Linked DNA regions of Homo sapiens: region 1 is linked to region 2. Evidence: chromatin loops called from intact Hi-C (ENCODE). Cell type or tissue: Calu3. All regions are shown on one strand. Each heading gives the region's core, and the rest is flanking DNA. Links, peaks and the distances in the headings are about the cores only. Region 1 overlaps EFNA5 (ephrin A5). Region 2 overlaps EFNA5 (ephrin A5).

The links. A loop is a pair of places that touch in the nucleus more often than their neighbours do. Peaks named below come from ENCODE experiments on the same cell type or tissue, not always from the same donor. Only the 100,000 strongest peaks of a DNase experiment are listed, where the experiment ranks them.
Region 1: it touches region 2 in a loop (2.7-fold over the local background); 9 of 110 quality-filtered maps call a loop at or near these places.

The regions. Positions count from the first base shown.
Region 1 is chr5:107,412,349-107,420,690 of GRCh38, forward strand. All of the region lies in intron 2 of EFNA5 (ephrin A5), which reads right to left. Among named protein-coding and RNA genes, the nearest start is that of EFNA5, 250 kb to the right of the region's middle. In Calu3, for the core only: no CTCF peak of the experiment used is centred there; a DNase peak (open chromatin) is centred at 3,698.
Region 2 is chr5:107,462,061-107,470,402 of GRCh38, forward strand. All of the region lies in intron 1 of EFNA5 (ephrin A5), which reads right to left. Among named protein-coding and RNA genes, the nearest start is that of EFNA5, 200 kb to the right of the region's middle. RefSeq lists an enhancer at 3,490-3,991. In Calu3, for the core only: no CTCF peak of the experiment used is centred there; DNase peaks (open chromatin) are centred at 4,431, 7,157 and 7,591.

The sequences.
Region 1 (8,342 bases), core at 144-8,143, 50 kb before region 2:
ACCCATAATAGTTTGTTCTCAGTAGCAGGTGGGGGAGAGAGAGAAAATGTCTTCCAGAAAGCACTTTGGCAGTCAATCTGGTTGATAATAAAACTTGATGAAACATCTGTGATTAATATTAATTCTGATTCTCTCTTTAATGGATAATTGTGAAAAAGATAATTTATCCCATTTCATTTAGACTACAGCTGAGTTTTTCAATTTAGAAAAAGAACATTTCTCCACGTTTCTCAGGTATGAGACTATAGGGAAAAAAAACCAGGTGCACAAAACCTGCCAACAGACAGGCAATTTTCTAGTTAGCCCTTGAAAATATTTTGTACACGTTCAACTGACCACTACAGATTTGGATGTCACCCCCAAATGGTTCTCTAAGTGAGTAGACTGATTATTTCTTCATCCTCACCACTGTAGAACACTCTAAATGAACCACAGTGAACTGAATTAATACTTTTTGAACTCAATTAATATATTTGGCCATATTTGATTCTGCAAAGATGGTAAGAAAAATGCCCTTGTGAGTAAATGACAGTGAGCTATTTCTGACCACCAGTGTATTTCAAACTAGTTGATGATAGAAACTATTTTTGACACATGCAAATGTATAATTAAAAGTACCCATAAAAATTTGTCATGGAAGCTACCATTAATTTTGACAGAAACTAGGAAAGTAACTAATTGCCTTTCAAATATCAATATTAAGAAAACCACTTATTAAACTAGCACTTCAACTCATTTACACATGGAAAACTTGAAGCATGGGTTGAAGTCTCCTGCCCAACTCTCCAAACCTAATGAATGGTGAAGCCAAAACCCAGGCCTCCTCATTCTCATCTCATCTATCTTTCAAAACTTAATAATACTTTTAAAAGGAACCTATGAAATAATAGACTTATTTTCTAAGAATCAGGGCATATTATATGGTTAAAAAAATGACTGTTGTCTAACCCAATACAGAAGTGGTAAATAGTGATTAAGTACAGATCACTGTTGACCTTTAATCATAACCAAATCATTGCTCCATTTAAATTGACTCCATTTTCATCAGACTCTAACTGACATCAGGGAGAGCAAAACAAACTGACAAGCACAAAAGGCACAGACAATGGGCACTGACTTCTTCAGTGTTCCTTCCAAAAACCTCATGTCATATAAATAGAATATTACAGGAACTATTCATTATTCATTTCTTTCTCTCCAGGTACACATTTTCCTTCGAAACTGTTGGTCCAAAATGAATATTTCTTATCACTTGATATCTTGCCTGTTTTCTATTTTTATGTGGCTTTCTGATTCTTATCCTAACACAGCTTGCCACTTTGAAAAAGAAATTTATTTTATGATAAAAAATTTTGTTCAATTGTACAAGAAATGCAAAAACCCTAAAGGGTTCTATGGTTTTTGTTTGCATCAGCAAGGTCAAATTATGTCTAATTTACAGGTAAAGCAATGAGACAATTTACTTGGTCAGGCAGAAGGAAGGATTTATTATGACCATTGTGAATTAGATGACTCCCAGAATCTTAGTCTATTTTAGTCTTTATCTTAGACTTAGTCTCTCCCTAACCAGAGCTCCCTGGATTATACCAACATTCACATCACAAAGACTGCCATTTCTCAAGACTGATGGTACTGTTGACATGACCCTTCCATTTAATCAAATCCTCTAGTACCCACTTCTTTCAAGTCTTGAATTCAGACCCATCCATTCCTACTTTAAGCCAATGTTCTCGAAGTGTGGTACAACTTGCAGGAAAAACAGCTGGAGGGCTTATTAAAAATAGATTCCTACATTGCAACCTCATAAAGTTGAACGAATCAAACTTTATGGAAGTGGGTTCCAAGAATTTGACTTTTTACCTATCATCTCCAGACAGATCACGAAATTTGGGATAGCGTCTTAAGCCCTGAGACTTAAATTCCACCTTGTCCCTCAAATCAATATGTTACTACATCTTTAACTGATCTCTTCCTCCTGAAATAGTCGTCTCTCTCTCTTTTATGGAAAGTGCTAATCTTATAATTCACTTTATTTCTCTTTTTGCTGTTATTTTCATGAATATATTTTTCCCACACTGGATTGTGAGCTCCTAGAGGACAAAAATCATATTGAATACTTTCTCCACACTGTCCCCTACATTGGCCCTCTAGGTAAACATAGCTCAGTAAGCACTGATGAACTGCTTGACTAATGAGAAAATAATATGTAATACTGAAGTGTGTCCTTCTATAGCCACTGTAGATTTTCTACAAATATAATGATGCACAAGTACCAACAGCCTCAAGTAGAGTTTAATAAAGGGGTTTTATAGCATTTGGAATACAAATATTTCACAAAATTGCCACAATAAATCTAAAATATACTTTAATAATAAACTAACACATTGTAGCTAAAGGTCAGAAATTCTGTTATTTGATTAAACTAATAATCTAGCAAATGTTATTGATTTAGCAATTCCACTTAATATAAATATCATAAAAACTCATGCAAAAATCTCTATACCTATTGCAAAGGAACTAAAGGCAATTAAAAAAAAAGAGAAACTCAAGTAAAGGATATTAATATCTCTGAGATTAGAATCATTTCTGCATAAGTACCAGTACTATTTATAGAATAAGCTTTTGAACACTGCTTTTCACACATGGATAAGAGCTAAGGGCATGAACTTTGAAGTCAGAATGCCTTTGCTCAAATCTGGACTCAACTGTACATGAACAGTGTGATTCTAAACAAATGATTTGACCTGTTTGCATTTCAGTTTTTCTCATTTGTAAAATCGGAACAATAACAGTGCCTAACACGTACCTGTGATAAAGTATGGATGAGATTATATATATATATATACATATGGAATGGATAAGTGCTTACTACATGCTAGCTATTAATATATACCCAGCAAGCACCTAGTCATAAAACAAATGATTTCAATGTATTTATATGATAAGCCTCAAATCAGTTTACTCTTTAAGAATATACTACTACTCCCTATTGCCTGTTACATATATTCAAAACTCTTCAGAACAGAATTAATGGTGCTTCATAATCTGACCCAATCTATCCAGTTTTTATTTTCCAAATACTCTCCACTCCATTCAGACCTTTTCATTGATCCCTGAGTTTATGCTGTTCTGATTCCTTATCAGGAGAGGCGAGGCCAGTAAGAGAAGAAATCCACGTGAGCGGTGTGAAGCTTGTTTTTTGGAGGGCTGCTGGGTGGGCTCCCTGACTCCGGTAATCACCCTCATGAACCAGTGCCAAGATCCCCTCTGTGTAAAATCTGGGTGCTGCACATGGCTGCTACAATTCCTTAACTTCATTCAAAAGGATTTCAAATGTTATAAATTCTCAGTGTCTTTCCCCTTATGGGAGCCCTACTCATCTTTCTTGTGCAAAGATGTATAGTAACTGCAAGTCTGTAAAACACTGGTGGATTTTAAATAACAATAGCAACAGCAAGTATAACTAATTACAATAAGTGAAACAATAATTTGCAGCTGCTGTGCTGCTTAAGGCTAGATAAGGTAAGGCAATCCCTGGCATGGAGCATCATGTTAACAAGCTGCAATGTTGAGACAGTTGTTCACTAGGCTTTGCAATATATCCACCAACGCCTACACTGTGCTATTGATTCTGTTAATGAAATTTAACCTCTGAAAAATGACTCAGGGCACTGAAGAGACATATACTTTCAATACTCTTGCTAATCATTAAATGCCTTCATCACAATTGAAACAGGAATGGTGAATGACACATTTCATTATGTCATCATGTCTGACCCCACAAACCATTCAATAGTACTCTGCTTTGTTCTATAAACCCATTTACTTCCTAGTATGTAAATTTCAGGAATAAGTTGACATGAAATTTCCCTATACATTTCCCATTAGCTGTCTTGAGAACAGGGTCTACCTAAGTTCCAAGGTGAAGGTAGAACTTAGATAACGACTTGCCAATGATGCTTGAAATCTGTCTACTTTTAACGTCTTTTAAAATATTTATTATGAAATAATTGAATAAAGACTCTAGGCTTGGGGTCAAACTACATGGGTTCAAATCCTGACCCCAGTACTAACTACATGATCTCAGGCAAGTCACTTAACCTCTCTGAGCCTCAGTTTCCTCATCTATATGATAGATAATGATAGTACCGGCCTCACAGATGAGGATTCAACAATTTAAAACAGATACAGTGCTAGGTACAGTGCCTGCCACTTAGTACATGCAATATATGCTAAATCACTCTAATTACAACCATCAGAACAAGTGTTACCGGAGGAGTTATTAGTTAAAGCATGAGTAAACCTTTAGCAAAAGGCTAAACTAAACTTCATTTAAATCATTGCAGTATTCATCATACTGCTTCAAAACTGACTGAACTGAACTGCCCCCACTGTATATAGTAAGACCTCTAAGCAATATACTAAAAGTAAAAAATTTGCCTGTTCACATTTTTAGCCTCCAATTTACTCTCCTTGCTTACTTAGATTTGCCCATTAAAAATTCCACCTAAAATGAAGCAAGTATGTCTGAAATCAAGGTTGAGGACCAACAGAAACTGTTAAAGCAAAACATGCAGTAAAACTTAATCAATTCAGATTTTAGTCAGAATTTGTAACAATTTACTGGAGGAGAAAATGAACTTTTAAAAATGTCTGTGAAAAAAAAAATCAGACAAAGCAAATTTACATTAGAAGCCTGATATTGGAGGTACTAAAAATTGGGCAAGTTAAAAACAATATACATTCTTCTTAAAAATGATTCAGAGCACATGTTATTTGTTTTTATGGGTTTACATGCAAAAGGGAATGTTAACCAAAAACTAAAACTTAGCTAACATTAATGTAGATAAAGCTAGTTGGAAATATTGTATATCTCTAAAAATAGTAAAATGAAAAGATATTATCATTCCAATTCCCAACAATAATAGACCTGGCTGGCTGTTCTCCAATTCATGATATTTTACTTTTGAGGCTCAGAATGAATTAATTTTTTTGTGAAGCTTTAAACTTTAAAACCAAACCCATACATAGCATACATATTAAAGTTCTGTTCCTAATGTGGATTTTATACAATCTGACTTAAAATATTCGATGGAAAAGAAGCCTGTTGCCAAAGTCCACATATTTCCCCTATTAAACAGAGGTAAGCCATATCCCCAGAAACCATATTTCAAGCCCAAAGGATACTCATGAACTAAAATAATGAATGATAATGCCTCGTTCTCTGCATTAATAATAAAGAAAGAGAAAACAGAAAACTTGATAGCCACTATCAGCTTTCTGGACCATAAATCTCAAGTTTTGAGAATTGCTTCCCAAAAGGGTAGGGAGCAAGGATGAGTTGTGAGAGCTTCGGAGCCTAGAGATATTTTTTTAGCAAGCCAGCAAAGCACTGACACAAATTTCTACATATCTCTGGCTGTGAAAAGTCTCATTTGTGGTGATTTATATTTCCCCATAAAGAACTCTGTAGATAATATAAGCCTGCTGTAAGGCTGTATGACAACTTTCAAACCAAGAGTTACATGACCATTTGGTGAAAATAGAGCAAGAATAGATGAGTGGGAAAGTCTGTAGAAATAGTATTTCTTCTGATGAAAGGCCCAAATGCTGTTCTTCCAGCATGCACGAGGTTCAGAGAGTAACCTTTCACTCTGTGTGTATGTATCTTGTGGATAATATTTTGGTCGTCTATTCTAGAAAGTATTATTTTTTTCCCAAAGATTGACTATGCATTTGGTGTGTGCATGCTTGTGTAATTTACAAGAAATGACACTCAGACATCATCACACTGAAATTCAGTTGCCTTAATAAGTTACTAAGAGAAACACAGAGAATAGCATGCTGACAACCCAAAGTCAATGAAGTATAAACACTGTTATTCCAAGTGTCACTGGTGTGTTATTTCCTTTTTTCCTGGCATCTGCTCTATGTAACACTGTACACACACGTGATACAGCAGCTCATTAAACTGTTTCAGTTAACTCTGAAACCAAATTAGTGCATTACATGTTTATAAGGCTGAGAATTACTGCTTCCCTGTGAAATTACACAATTAATCAGTTGCATTATTTCTTTAGGAGATGCAACCACGTTTGACATTTAAGGATAAAAAGAACAATCCTTTAATTTGTTTCCATTTCACCATTGAGTCTCAGTAGGGTAAAGGAAGCAAAAGGTGACATAATTCCTCCTTTTCCCTTAGGAGGTCAGAACTCTACATGCTTCCTCTGTCTCATAATAGCATTCTGAATTCTTAAAAGCAGTACAAATAAAAATTATTTTGGTTTTGAACTTCTCGTCTGAGTGTCACAGCCTTTGAAAAATTCAGACAATGGGAAGGGTACTTAGGAGTCTTCAGTTTCTTATGGCTTTATACCGTGAATTTCCATCAAGTCCTGATTATTGAGTAACTTTTAAGGCTCCTTTTGCAAACTTTCAAGATGGTCCCAATGTAAAAATCTATTAAGCGGTGATATCTGCTCTATTTTCCTTTTTCACAGACCTGGCATTAATTTCTCTGATTCTTTTAAACAGGAGTTAAACTAGACTCATCCTTTAGTCACTTAACAGGGCATGCATTTCCTTTTAAAATCCATGCTACTTGATCAAATAACTTGTCAACAAATTTAAAAATACTTTTCAATACCCTGTGTTCCTATGAATTGCCTCCTCCACCTTTGATTTCACTCAAACTATGTGAAGTGTGCTAGGCGAAGCCATTACCAGAAGGCAGAGGTACAGGTCTAGCTCCAACAGCACCTGAGCTGATGCTGCGTATGCATGCTCAGAAGGTTAAGAGGGCACCTGGCAGTAAATAACTGTTTTCATAAGAGGAAATTACAATTAACAGAATAATTTCCACAAGTCCCTAAATATCCTCTTTCATGTTCTTTATTTAACCTTCATTTAAGAGCCCTTGAAATTCATTCATGCTTTCCTAAAAAATGACTAGGGACAACTTGAAACAGACACAATTCCCTAAACTCATTCTTTAAATAAAAAGGTGCATTATTGCAGCTTCACTAAAGACCTGTGGGAGTATACAAAGCGAATAGAAGGACTATTTTCAAATAGAGACCCGATATAATTCTTAAAAAATATGCTGGCTTTCAAGGGGAGAAAATTGTTCCATTCTATTTTCAAAATAACACAAAACTTACAAAGAAAAACTAAATAGTTTTTGGTGACTAAGATGTACTTTGCATCTATATCTGGGTACTTACTATCTGATTTTTGTGCCATATGTATTCTCTTCCCTTTAGAAAACGTTAAAATTTGTCGGTTTCCCAACACTGCCCTTCCACTCTTCTGTATTAATACAAGTGTGTCTTAAAACACCATGTGCTAGTACACATACTTGAAAAACTAGAGGAGGTGCACCAGTATTTGACCACAGTCCTACAGAACATTTCAGTTATAAACCTCTTCAATCTTAGAGAAGTTGATGCTACAGTAAATAATGCTAAAATAAGACTTCAGTAATCAAAAACATTTTTCAATAACAAAAGTAAAATGCACACACACACACTGAAGCAAATATCGAGTGTTTCATTGTCAGAAAGTACATTGTACTTACAAGTCATTTCCCCTGCAAGAGTAAAAGACAATGAACAGTGAAAAAGACTACCTCCTGCTTTGATAATTGTGCCATTTTGACACTCTTCTATTTCAATAAGAAAAACTATGTAAAAAAGGTGATTGGTGTGAACTGTCCAGAGCAAAACAATTCTTAATGTAGATGACTAAAGTAAGGCACTGAAAAATCAGACATCAAGAGGAATGAAGAATTCCTTATGCATAGTAATCCTAGCATAATGCTCCTTAAGAATATAGGAAATGGTCTTAAAACTTAATCTTTATGCATTTATGAAATTTTTTACTGAACTAAAATATCAATCTGGGATATTCAAGTTGCCTTAACTTTTCAAAAAATGCAAAACTTTTTGGACTTGGATTACTGAAGTTGTTATTTTGGCAATCAACTGGTTCCTTAAACAATATTTCATCGAGACTCAAAAATCAGAAAAGAGTTGTGATTATTACACCCATTTTACAGATGAAGGAATTGAAGCTCAGTGAAGTTAAGCACATTGCCCAAGTTCCCACAGCTAGTAAGAGCACAGAAAGAGGATTCAGACCCAAAGCTACACTTAACCAGAGTCTGTGCTTTTAAAAAAAAAAAAAAAAAAGAAAAAAAAAAAAGAAAAAAAACACACGCAAACAACAACAACCATGTTCCACTCTCTGCTTTGATGTTATGTATTCCTAGCATATTATTTTTTTAAAGTACTAAAATACGAGGGAACTGCTGGAGAGGGTGCAGTAAAACTTGAGCCCTG
Region 2 (8,342 bases), core at 41-8,040:
GTGGTTAGACCCTGGGATCACTGTAGAAATCCAGAAAATGCCAGGATGCAGACGGACAGACACACACACCCCACGCAAAAACGCCAAGGTCCTAAAACTGCATGAAGTTGTCATCTTCACTGCAAAGAGTGAAGAACTGAGAAAGATCAGAAAAGCTAAGGAGGATAGAGTGTGCTTGGGAGGAGGTTTGCTGAAGAAAAGAATCAGCAAGAAAGAAAGGAAAGAAAAGGGAAGAGATGAGCAAAAAAGAGAAAATCAAAGATCATCTTTTGTTTATATAAATAGCTTCTGGATTGTGACTTTTATTTGATGTCAACAACAAATGAACAAACAGGACAAATGCTGTATTGCTGAACTGATAGCCTCATGTTAAATAGAAACTTTTCTCCAGAATAAACACCATAGTGCAGAAAGTTCCATGGTAAACGGCTATGGGTCCACACTATGAGTTAGACCTAAAGCATCACACACAGCATGGCCCTTGTAGAGCTAATATGTTCTTTCATTCCCAGAATTAAGTCACTAGTCCAATGGAAACACTAACCCTACCAATCTCCCAGAGACTTTGTGATGAACAAAACATAAGATTAGAGATGAAAACACCTGGCAAAATGTAAAGCTGCACCCTGCTATGTGGGACAGTGCTACTCAGAATGCCTGTTCCCCAAGATGGAAAAGCATCACATCTGTTTAATAAGCAACTCAGTGGCCTCAGCTAAACCAAGTTTGGTTCTCTTCTTCCTGACACTCCCAAATCCATTGTATGAATGGTTCACACCTTTTTCTTTGTGCTAAGATTCTAAGGTTTATGAATCTGAAGTTCATTCATGGGAATAAGGAGAAATACCACACAGTGATTTGTGCTGGAAAGAAAACACAGCTTGCTAGTGGGCAGGAGATGTGGGTTCTAGTCCCCATTCAGTCACTGGCGTCCATCCTGATGCTGAATATGTCATATACTCTCCAGGGTTCAGTTTCCTCATCTATGAAGCGGGGGATGGAGTAGCTGAGATTAGATAGAGAGGCAAGGGCAGCTCCAGTTCTATAGTCTTTAATTCAAAGTTAATCTACTTTTATTTTTGCTCTAAAATCTAACCACAACCATTCTCCAAAGATTTTGAGGTAATTCAGTTTGATCATTTTTCCAGTAAAATAAATATCATATCACTAAATAAAAAAGCAGATTACAATGAAATATATAGAATAATTTTAATCATGTTAACAAATTCACACACATATATTTCATACTTTATATATAACATATTCTGGATGGTGGCATTATAAATAAAGTTCACTTTCATCAGTGTACTTTAAAATATATATATTTCTGATTTTCCTCAATAATACATTTATTTTATAATCAGAAAGATAGCATTAGAATTAAAGAGCCAAACTACTACACCTGATATTTTCAGGACTGTCTTCCAATATTTTTCCAATAAAAACTAGAGACATAGGTACATATTTGTGTATGTGTATATGTAATTTATAAAACACTCGGATTCAGTAAGAAATTGTGATACTTGGTAAAAACAATTGATCTAAACAATTTAGAGAGTAAATAAAGAGGAATTATAAGAATTCTGATAATGTAAATTCAGGGCACAAAATAATTAAAACTTGCTTGAATTAACTCAGGGATGCTATAGCTATAAGAATTTTCTTATAATCACTTTAAAATTCATTAAGAGTGAGTGAGCTTTTCTGTATTTTTCCATATGCTTCCATATCCTCTTTTTCCATCAAATGCAGTATGCACTTTGGTTCCTTGTGAGTGAGGACAATTTGAAGTTTCTAATGTTGACTCCAAAGGCATGAAGTCACACTCACCGAGCTGCATCTAAGTACCTAACTGGGAAAATGTTTTGTGTGGCATCAAGTACCTCATATTAGATCACAGTTTACTCTGTATGACAGCAGCATGGGAAGTGGGTTAAATGCATTAAGAAAATAATTTCAAAGCCCAGGAGAGCTTTTGGGAAGTTTTACTATGAATCTTTAAACCAGAAGCAATGACTACAGTGAGGGGACAGTAGGAATTTCATGGGATTCAAAAAGAGGCAGGGAAATAATTGAGGCACACCCTGCCCCTAACCTCCTAACCTCTGGAGTCTGGGCTGGCTAGAATTCAGCCCCGGGACCAGCAGCACTTCAGCAATTTAGCACCAAAAGGAAGCTTTGGTCCACTCTCCTGTCCTCCAGGGGTATATGTCTCAGAATATCCCTCCAATCTTCACTACCCTTGTCACAACCCAGGCCCAGGGATACCTTCTGATGAAGATGACAAGCAGCCCCTGCCCCAGCCCCAGAATAAATGAAAGACAGCAAGATTGTACTTTAGCAAAGGTGGGGCAAGACATGGAGGTGATGCTGCTGCTTCAAAATCGATTGTTGTGTACATCCTCGGGGAGCAAAGGGGAGAAATTCTGCACTTAATTTTCCGGAGAAACAAAGCATCACAGAGGATTCTGAGCCCAGACCTTCTCCTTCTCTGCTGCACTGCTCCTTCTCTAAGGTGAACAGTTTCATTTCCTGCCTGAGCTTTCTACAATGAAGTCCAATAACTCAGCTCTCTGCTGTCCTGACAGTTTAGTTAAACCTACAGAGGAAAATGTTACAAATACAATCCCAGGCAAGAGGGGAGTTGCCCATAGGCTCAAATTAACTACCAGTCCCCAAATAGCTAACCCTCACTTATCACACAGAAAGAATTCTGAAGCAAAACCAAATCCATAAGCAAAATTCATCACGCCAGGAAAGAGGAGAGGGGAAAATAAACACCTCAAGTCCACAACTACTGTTTCCAACTCTCCCTCCTCACTCTGCGTCCTGACAGAGACTATGTTCGCAGCCATCCCTCTGCCTGAAGAGGTAAATCTGTTTTTAATGCAAAACTCCTTTTCTCTCTCTCTTTTTTGTCCTTGAGACCAGCACTGAGCTCACCGAGGAAGCACGGCCTAAGGGTTTACACCTGTGACCCAAACTTTCCATTCTGTGTGAGGCTTTTTTTTTTTTTTTAAGAAAAACAATTCAAGGGAAGTTTCCGAACCACTGCTTTTCCTTAGGCCAATGGTTACCAACAGCGACAGCAAAGCTTTTCATTTTCAAGTGTGACCCAATTTATGACTTACATTACACCAGATTTCACCTTCACTTCTTTCCAAGGCCCTGCGAAGGCCGTCTTTTCTTGCATACTGGAAAGAGTGAACATCAACATTTTAAGCCTCTAAAGATAATGGGTGACGGTTACCTAACATGACAACCCAAAGTCATTTCTCCCTGTTTCCTAGATCTTGTTCTGTCACAACTTATGTAGAACATTAGAAGAGTTAATATGGACAGGTGAGTCCTAAAAATGAGTCTTGGACAGCTCATAACATGGCAGAACACCAAGGTTTCACCGCTTTACTCCAAAGACGCCACGTAAATGTGGCTTTGCCTCTTAAAGCATGAGCCAATATGACAGCAAAGCTGACATGGTGATCATGGAGTGATGACAGTTAGCTTCTGAGAACTTAAGTCCAACATAATTGAAAATCAAATAAATAGGTAGTTAAATAACTATCAGAGGTTTTATTCTCATGCAAATCCATCACAGCAGCGTAAGAAATGTAGGGATACAATCATGGTGACAGTCTTTGTTCAATCTCTGGCTAGTCCAGATTGCTTGCAGAGATGTTCCCTCATTTTAAATGTACTGCCATGGTGTCTTAGTATATCACGAGGGGAGAAAAAGGCCCCTCACAAAGATACACACACAATCCAAGCAGGATAGAGCCTGAGATCCTCACTGAAAAACAAAGAAAAAGGGAATGAACTCAGGTTCACGGCTACTGGTACCAGACATGTGCGGTGTGCTCTGCAACCACCTGCCTTGCCCACTACACCCAGCCACACTGTGAAATCAAGACCGGGTATCTCATTTTCAGCTCTCACTCATAGGAGAAAGTCGGGAGCAGGAGGAGGCAGACTAACTTACATCAAGTCACCTTGCTCCTAAGCACACAGCTAGGACCCAACCGCAGGTGCTTGTGACTCCAAAGCACTTTTCATCACACCTTGATTCCAAAGACGGTGCTCGAGTTATTTAGAGATGCAGCCCTTTGCTAAAAGAGTCTGCCACTGCACTGCCAAAGCTTCTTTCATGATACCAAAGTTCCACTGTGGATTTAGAGACAATAGACGGCTCATAAGTCGTGTTAAGCCATGATGTGTCAAAGGTGCAGGTATTAAATGCTGAGTCATTGCTATGCTTTGCAGAGATAATACTTCATCCTCCCTGCCCAGTCAGCTAGGCTTGGAGAAAGATAGCTCAAGCAGAGCCGGGCACCAGAGCGGAAATGCTGGGAAAGGTTTCTCTCTCCCAGACTCCCTTCTCCACTCCCACACCTCAGCAAGTCTCAGTGTCTGCCTGTTTTAATGATTCATGCACAGGAGAACAAGGCTGATGTCACGGGGCCAAATCTGGGTGAATGGAATGCTACCCTTCCCAGCTGTGCGGCATGAGGAATGTTCTCGCGAGATCGACTTAGAGAAATTTGCTTTGAGACACTTGCCTTTCTCACTTTCTGTCACAGTTAATGAAGTCAGATCTCCTGTTTGTACACCACTCACTCGGTGTCTACAAGAGGAGATAAGGCAAGCTCACAAATCCCTAGTCTGTAAGTTAGTGTGGTGAGTCTGGTAGGTGAGATGCACAAAGGCTTGAGCGTTTGGGGTGGGCCATCAGGAAAGGGCTCCAGAAGCATTGGCATTTGACTCCAATGTTGTGGGAAGTGTGATAGCTGGAGCTGGGGCAAATGGAAGGCGCTATACTAGGCTAAGAGAAATACCGAAGAAGAGATAACAATCCTAAATTAATTGGGAAGAGCGTTAGGTTTGTCTTAAGTATTTCTTTTATTCTTCCACAGCTCAGATTTCAAGCCTATCTTCATTGATGGAGCCTTAGTCTCAATAATAAGGAAAACCAATCTTTAGAAGATTACTAAGAGGTTACACAGTAATTTACATTTAAATAGGTAATTACTGAACAAAATCGAAATAAAAATCTAAAGGAATGATTGTAATGGTGGAATTTTAGACAACATGCCAAGTGGAGGGGCCATCTCAGCATCTATCAAATCTCATCACTTAGGGCAGTACTTTCAAAGTGAATACCTAGACCTTTAGCAGTGTGAGGAGAACTACAGGTGATATGTGGATATGGCATTAACAAACAATGAATGATGTAATGAGAAAAGTAACTCTATGAATCTTCTCTCAAGCAGTCAAGAAAAAAAAAGTCTCACTATAGTGCTAATAGGTCTTTAACACCTCTCTAGCACTGGCTAATCTCTCCTTTCAATAGAGAGAAAGAGCAGGCTTCTGGATCTGAGGCTTGTTGGCTTATGACAATAATATGTACATTCATAGCAAAGGGACATTTGGAAAAAGGCTATAAAGTTTCCATGAAAAAAATTAGGTAAAAAAAATAGTGTCTATTTGAAAGAAAAATATTAAGCAAATTCTGACATAGGTGATATGCGCACATGGCAAAAGTTGTGAAGGTGGCACGTGGATAACCAAAGTGTGAGAAATCCGGTCTCACAGCCTGTTCATCAGGCAGCTTTACCTTTGGGCTTTATTGACCTAGAAGTAAAATATAAGAGTCAGAGTCAGCAGGAAAAGCCAGCTCTGAGTGCTAATGGCAGCGGACCCAGAGGCAGGGCATGGAAATGTTACCACGCTGTCTTTCCCAGGCAGAAGCAGGAAAGAGACCAGTGACCCACTGTCCAAGGTCCTTTCCTTTGCACAGCAAATCAAAAATCATCAGAAAGAGGTAACAAACATAGGCTACATACATGTGGACATCAAAATCAGGCTTAGGGTTTTTCATGGGAAATTCATAATCATATTATAGCTATAAGAATGAAACATTTACAGCCAAACTTTCAATTATGACATAGCATTTTGTTCTATTTTCATGATCACACTTCGTTTAATGCTCAATATCACTGACATCTTGGTAGAACGGATAGCATACAAGCCATATACCATTCTTTTTAAAAGCAGAGTTATGCAAAATGTGCTTTAAAACATGTTGTGAAGAAATGCAAAATCACAGTTTTTAAAATGGGAAGAAATCTTGACTGCCCTTTGTTTTGTCAGAAGGAAAGTTTATCACCCAATAAAAAAGAAATTATACTTGTAGCTTTAAATAGGCAAGAATCACATTGTCAAAATGCACATATTTTCTTGGAAATAGTCACCCTTAGGCAGGAAAAACAAAATTGCTTTTAATGACAGAAATTTTTAGATTGTGCTTGGAAGGGAAGGGTGTTTATAAGAAATAAAGCTAATGAGTCAGAGAGCAAAATAAAATGAATGGTGCAGTTCCTCACTTGACAGTGCATAACTTGATAAGAAATCAAGCTCTGCTAGCAGCAATCATTGAAACGTCCATTCTGAACTGAATGGTGCCAGGTGACTGTCCTTAGAAGGAGGCACTCCTAGCCTGGAGGTGCTTTTGAAATCTTCCAGGACTAAAGAATCACACCCTTAGAAATTAAGGAATGTGTTCCTGGGTGTGCAAGAGTTAAAACCTCACCAATGTTGGCACTCTACCAGCTTTCACAGTTCTTTTGGTTGAAAGCTTACATTAAAACTCATGAAATTAAACTCATTAATTAATTCTTTGTGTTTTCTTAACAAGGACCCATCAGCTACATGTGATGTAGAAATAAACAATTGAAAAGGAAAAAAAAAATAGGCCATACAGGTTATTTGGCATCATGTAAGCATTAAGGAAATACAGCTGCTTCACTAAATGACATTTTTTAAAAAGAACAAGTCTGAAATGTTGTTGTCAAACCAGTTTATGTGTTGATAGGAGCACAGAATTTAATTACTTATGGGTGATGGAGGAGAATATAGATTCTAGCACACCTGGTAAAATTTAAACCACATTCTGCCACAACCACCAATGAATGTTTAGCAGGACCAACTAAGTGCTTAGCATTTTGAATTTGCAGGATCCAGTGCAAAATAAAAATGTGGGGCCCCTTGTTAAAACATTATTAAGAATTTCAAGATGGTAGCAGCACAACATTCAACCAAACACCAGGCCCTTTTGAACACTGGGTCCCATGTGACTACCCCAGCCCAGCATCCATGAAGCTGTTCCCTGCGCTCCTCAACTGCAGTTACACTTTCAGGCCCCTAAGAAAGTACCAAACCAGTGGTACAGACTTGCCCATCCTACATTCATAAGAAAATAGATCCTCAAATGCCCTAAACAATATTCCCCTTAATAGATTCAAAGATTGATCTAATTTTGGTATTTCCTCTTTCTTTTATTTTTTTTTGCAAGCCTGAATAAAGACTTCTCAAAATATTTCAGTTTCCTGCTGCGGAGCTAAGCCAAGGAATGGCTTGGTTGTTAACAACAGGCAGTTCAGTATATTGTAAAGGAAGAAGTTAACAATCATCTGAAAGTCAAGGCCTGTAGCCCACCACCTTCTGACTGACCTTGCCACAGTGGTGTCTTTCTTTTCTTGTTAATGTGTCTTTCAACACTCAAACAGGATGTCAACTATGAGAGAAGTTACTGCCCCCCCTTTATTTTTTTTTTTTACCACGCACCCAAGAGCTGTTTCCACATCACAAGAATCCCTGTTACTTTCCAGTGAATGACTGTGCATTGTGGCTTAATCTCAAAAGGAAGTAGACGTATAATACCTTAAAAGAAAACAAACATGCACACACAAATACCAGAAAGAGAAGTCATCCCACAAATTCCACCTCTGAATTCTAGCATCATTTCTTGTTTCTCCATTTGGAAGCTTCAAATTATTCTCTTTAACAACTCTTTCTAGCAATGAAATATGAAGAGGTGATGATTTCCTCCAAATTAGGAGGACATTAACAATTAAGTGTTAATGCGAACACCGTTAACAGTAATGCAATTATAACTGTATTCCACAAAGGGCAATAGGAAATAATTACTCTGATTCTCAAGTGATAGATAGTTCCAGGAGAATGAGATTCTCAGTCTAAAATTCATTAGGAGGGGCTCTGAAACTCACATACACACCTACAGCTGGAGAGCCGCTCCTTTGCTGTAATAACCCTGTAAGTGCCAAATCTGGCATTCTCTTGCCATCTGCTTTTAGTCCCAAAAAATGGCAACAGTGAGGGTCCTGGGAACACTAACTTGCTGCTTCTGGGGCTACCATACAGCACTCAGATCCTGATAGGGCTTATCTGAATAGCCAGAGATGCTATTTTAAGCCTCCAAGCTGGACCCAAAGCAAATGACACCCAATTGTTATTATACGGCTTCTGAGGATGATGAAGTATATCCA